2 separate regions of the Homo sapiens genome follow, and region 1 is linked to region 2. A link is an interaction called in ENCODE POLR2A ChIA-PET data of the cell type or tissue named here. Cell type or tissue: PC-3. All regions are shown on one strand. Links, peaks and the distances in the headings refer to the core of each region. The heading gives the core; the rest is flanking DNA. Region 1 has its middle 11 kb from the start of SEMA3C. Region 2 overlaps SEMA3C (semaphorin 3C).

Region 1 (2,939 bases), core at 207-2,706, 100 kb after region 2:
ACATTGGAAAGCTCTGTAAAGTACAACAGACTTTCTTCAATATTTTATTGAGAAATATTTCATTATTTGACTTCCATTTAATTTGTCTCTTAAATATGCATAAGCTCTTTGGTCACAATATATTGCCTCTCCATAGGATTTATGTCCTTTAACATTATAAGATAAATATACTTTCTCAAAAAAAAAAAAAAAACAAATATACTTAAGTACTTTATCATTATATGATAAAGTCTATAAAGTATCCTTTAACATTACATGAAATAAGTACATTACATTAAATAAGTACATTTATCATGTAATGTTAAAGGATACAGACTTTTATCATATGATACTTAAGTACATTTATCATATAATGTTAAAGGATACTTTATATACCTCATCATATAATGATACTTTATATTCTTTATCCTTTATGTAGTTTATCATTATATGATGTGTGTATACACACACACACACTCTCACACATACACCAGGGTATAGGTGGTCTAGGCATATGACACATTTATAAAAAATATATATATTTAACTCTTTTAGTCTCCCAATTTCATGTAAGGCTCTTTAATCCCATAGCCATCTCTTGTCTTTATTCTTTTAGCAATTCCTTCCTTGTCAGTCTTTTTTTTAAATTGTGGGTAATTATTTTATAAAAGCAAAATACTATAAGAGTACCTGCAAATTCATTTCTTTTAATGAAGAAAGTAGCCTTTGGCAACACTTTAAACAATTACTGGCTAAATACTGCACTGGTTAACAATTTGAAGATTTGAATATTGCATTTTTTTTAATCTTCTAAGATTGCTGTATATTTTGATGGACAAAACAAATGTCTTCTTCTTTTAAAGCTTAACATTTCCCCCATATTTAGACTTCAAAAGAAATTTCTTCACCACTCAGTTTCATTTTAAAATAACTGTATATATACATAAAAATGATAAAAATACATATACAAAGTGGATATATATATAAAGGGGGTATATATAAAAGGGATATATATATATATAAGGGAGATATATATAAAAGGGACATATATATAGGGGATATGTATATAAAGGGAATATATTTATATAAAAGAGATATATATAAAGGTATATATACACATATTGTATATATATACACATATTATATATATATGTGTATATTTTATATATATATATATATATATATATATATATATATATATATATATATATGGGAGTTTATTAAGTATTAACTCACAGAATCATAAGGTCTCACAATAGTTCATCTGCAGGCCGAGGCGCAAGGAGAGCCATTCCAAGTTCCAAAATTGAAGAACCTGGAGTCTGATGTTCAAGGGCAGGAAGCATCCAGCAAGGGAGAAAGATGTAGGCTGGGAGGCTAGGCCAGTCTCTTTTCACATTTTTTGGCCTGCTTATATTCTAGCCGTGCTGGCAGCTGATTAGATGGTGCCCACCCAGATTAAGGGTGGGTCTGCCTTTCCCAGCCCACTGACTCAAATATTAATCTCCTTTGACAACACCCTCACAGACACACCCAGGATCAATATTTTGTATCCTTCAATCCAATTAAGTTGACACTCAGTTTTAACCATCACACTAAGGAAACACAGCTGCATGAAACATAGGGAAGACAGAAAGCTGTACTAACCATCTCCACCCCACTTCACTCCTGTCACACAGCTACGTGTAAGGAATCTGGCTTGGGGAATTAGTCACAGGTCGTCATCATCTAGCCCTGCCACATCCTCTGGGATGTTCTCCCTCCAGGCAGGCCATGGCCATGTCTCAACAATAGTTTCAGAGGCTCTGAATGATGTCAGCGTCACTTAGGAGGGATTATAGGATAAGTTGTGTCCCCCCAAAAGATATGTTGAAGTCCTAACCCCCTTGTACCTGTGAATGTGACCTTATTTGGAAATACGGTCTTTGCAGATGTCATTCATTTAAAATGGGGTCATTAGGTTGGTTGTTAATCCAATATGACTGGTACTTTTAAAAGAAGAAGGCAATGTGAAGACAGATGCAGAGATTGGACTCAGGCTGCCATAAACCAAGGAATACCTGTGGTTACCAGAAGCTCAGAGAGACAACAAAGGATCTTCCTCCAAAGCAGGGGTCCCCAGCCCCTTGACTGCAGACCGATTGAGGTCCCAAGCTCAACTGCCTGAGCTTGCCTCCTGTCAGATCAGGGGCAGCATTAGATTTTCATAGGAGCGGGAACCATACTGTGAACTGAGCTTGCGAGGGAACTAGGTCGTGCTCGCCTTATGAGAATCTAACCAATGCCTGATGATCTGAGGTAGAACAGTTTCATCTCGAAACCATCCCCCACCACCCTCCCCCCACACTCCCCTTTCATGGAAAAATTGTTGTCCTCGAAACCATCCCTGGGGCCAAAAAGATTGGGGATCACTGTTCCAGAGGGTTTGCAAGGGGCATGGCCCTACTAACATCTTGTTTTGGGACCTGTAACCTCAGATCTTTGAGAGAATGCATTTCTGTTGTTTTAAGTCACTCAGATTGTGGTACTTTGTTAGGATAGCCCTAAGAATTTAATAAATGTTAATTTTCTGCCCCCAGTCCCTGTATTATAATATCATCTTTCCCCTGGATCATAATACTATAAATTAACACTGTTCTCACAGAATGGAAAAATTCTCTTTCTTCTGAGCTTCAGACTCCCGACTTGTCAAATGTTATCAATAATGTTTTCCTTTCATAATTGTGTAGCTTAAGCCAAATAAGAAACATGAAGTATCTGACGTATAATAGGAGTCAATGATTCTTTAACTCCCTACTTCAATAATTTTTAACAACATTTTCTGATTAAATATCACCTTAAATTTCTCAATTTCATATTTGTTAGTAAAATTCCTTCAAGATGTGTACTGTCTTCAAATATTTTATTTAAAACTGAAGACTTACACATATCTATTAGACATTGGTATGAACTTATCTTAA
Region 2 (2,891 bases), core at 1-2,500:
AAAATAGATGTTTAAAAAATATATCCTGGAGCACAGGTGAATAGGCCTTTAAAAATATTGACTCATTATGGTCCATAATCTGCAATGACACAAAAATACTTCATACTTTCTTCTTCTTGGTCTATACCTCCTTGATCTAGGGAAATGAATCAAGGTATTTTGAAAAAGAAAATATATTTTTTAGGAGCTTAGGGTTGTATGGTCACAGAAATAGGGAAACTGATATTCTACAATTAATAAATCAAGTTTGACACCATGTGCATGTAATGTATATATATCTAAATATATATAATCCTACTTAATTTTTCAACCGTCTCCTATAGTATTTACATAGTACATCCATTAAGCCCTATTTCATGGATATGTTTGACAGCATGTGCTATTGTTTAAGCTCAATTTATTTAGAGTATGAATAAAATATTAACATTTAGAAATAAATGGAGCATGTAGGAATGTGAGTACATAGGGGCAGAGAGAGAAATGGGGAGTAGGTTATATTCTTTTTAGCCAAGGCAGAAAATCCGACCATGAAAATTTATTTTCTTTAAAAACGTTAGTTTATTACAGAATTATGCTGTATTACTACCTAAGACCAAATTTTAAATCACATTAAATTTTCTTCTTATAATTGTTATCTTGTTATAACGTCAATTAAAATTTGATACAACCAAAAAATCTGAAGGATTAAGGGATGCTTAACTCTGTTTTATTTTTGCTTTCAGTTGTTATAGCAGTATGGATTTTAATTGCTAACACTTTATGTTTTGCTTAGATGATTAACAGAGCTAAAAGCAGAAAGTTTTAGCTTAATGAAAATATACTTCTAAAATATATATATAATAAATGCACTACAAACATAATTAATCTAAAAGCATTAATAAACTCATCATCTACTGTGTCCTACCCGCAAGCCCTGACAATCAGTTGGAACGAGTTCACGTGCTTGTATGCACTGTGACCTGAAGGGGTGAGTAGATATTTCCCAGGCTGAAAACACCGGAAGATAATTGAAGGAAAAGAGAATCAATTGCATGCAGCACATACCAAAGGCTGGAAGAGAGAGAGGGTACAACTTTTTCGAATTTCAGTATCATTGAAATAAAAGGTTAACAGAAGTTCTAATATGATTACTACAAAATCTATCAAACCTTTCTTAAATAACCCAGCTGTGCTTTGTGTGTGTCCCTTAGCATTTATCATTTTCTCTCTGGAGGGATAGCATGTTTTAGTGGCTAAGGGTACAGAATCCAGAGCTGTATGTGACTTAATCAGACAAAGACCATCCCACTTCACAGCAGCACAGCTTAAGTTTCTCACTTTCTTAGTAATGCAGTTATTTTATCTTAGAAATACAGGTGGTGACAATAATGTCCACCTTGCAGTATTGTTATGAGGATTAAAATAAAGCACTTAGAACAGGACCTGGCGTGTTCCATTAAATGTTGGGTATTTTTTCTGAATATCAGTGTATATATGTCTCACCATATCTAGCACATTGTAAAGACTTAAATGTAAGGACTCCATCTAATTCACCTCCAGTTTCTTCACAACAACTAATTTGTGCAAATTGAAAGAATTCCTGTATTTTAAAAATATTAGGTTATTAGATAGTATTTATTCCAACTTTTAAGAAGTTCTTAAGTATGTCGTTTCATTGAGAAATGTAAGAAGGATAGGTTGTTCTGTACAACTTTCAAAGATCTATTTCACATTATTTTTCTGCTACAGGACTTTTTTTTCCCATAGCCTAAGTAAAGGACACTTCTATAAGTATTTCACATGTATGAAATGGGATGGATTTGTCAGACATTCTTTTCTTGCACAGACCAAACATGTATTTTTTGATTAGTATTTCCCAGCACTCAACAATGTTGTATGGACAAACAAAACCTGTCCAGCCGAGTCCTAAAAATACATAGGAAAGAGCACTCCATTAGATATTTCCCTTGTGTATAACTGGCCATATAGTAGAATTTAAAATATCCACAAATTACAGCATGACAAAACTATGGGAAAATGTCAGCATGTATTGAAGATTTTTATCTAATAACGTTTAATTGTCAGAAAGCAAAACAAAAACCCCAGAGGGTTTCTACTTTGACAAAGGAAGTAAGAAACCAAATGACTTGTCTAAGATTCTTCAGAAACTCGGCAGCAATTTTTGGAAATAGAATGTACAAAGGTACCTAAATTCTGCACATTCTGCCTATGGCAGTTCATATGAATGAGAAATGCAAATCCTTTTGAACAAAGGACAATGCAATTCAGTATAGCCACGGGATATTATTGTGGCAAAAGGCAAGGCATGATCAGACACACATCAATGGGAAAAAAATCTCATTAGAGAATAAAAGAAAACAGTTTAATTCATCCACAATTATTAAAATAATAAGGAACAAAACATCATTCTCTGCAACATTATACTTCATTCTACCATTGGTTTCCTGGAATGTCATTGTAATGTATTTGTTTAAGTGTTTCTTCTACATTTTTCTGGATTTTTTCCCCCAAGATTGTGGTCTAACAGATCCCTTGGATAGCAAATATGCCCCTGCAAATTTCTCCTGCCCACTTTTAAATTTTTTTATTGGATAAATCACTCCAAGAACCCTCTAGCAAGGCCAGAGATCCTACCCTCCAGAGTCTTCCATGGCCCTGCCTTGAGCCAAAAACTTTTGCAACTTTACACCTGGGGCTGTTAGGAGTCAATGAAAATAAATGTTTCATTTCCTCAATCCCATATTTCCACTTTCCACAGGATTAGTATTTTTCCCATGTTCGGTCTTGTCTGATCCATCTCTACTTCCAAGACTCAGGGCAGTCTTCACTCCTGAAATCAGCATCTCTTGACCCTACCACAAAATAAATGCTTAGACAACATTTTTTAACAC

The links. Peaks named below come from ENCODE experiments on the same cell type or tissue, not always from the same donor. Only the 100,000 strongest peaks of a DNase experiment are listed, where the experiment ranks them.
Region 1: POLR2A ChIA-PET joins it to region 2 with 5 read pairs; 3 of 35 experiments call an interaction of 5 or more read pairs at or near these places.

What each region holds. Positions count from the first base shown.
Region 1 is chr7:80,928,131-80,931,069 of GRCh38, forward strand. No RefSeq gene overlaps it. Among named protein-coding and RNA genes, the nearest start is that of SEMA3C, 11 kb to the left of the region's middle. In PC-3, for the core only: no CTCF peak of the experiment used is centred there; a DNase peak (open chromatin) is centred at 1,691; H3K27ac peaks cover 876 bases.
Region 2 is chr7:80,823,451-80,826,341 of GRCh38, forward strand. All of the region lies in intron 4 of SEMA3C (semaphorin 3C), which reads right to left. Among named protein-coding and RNA genes, the nearest start is that of SEMA3C, 94 kb to the right of the region's middle. In PC-3, for the core only: no CTCF peak of the experiment used is centred there; no DNase peak of the experiment used is centred there; H3K27ac peaks cover 62 bases.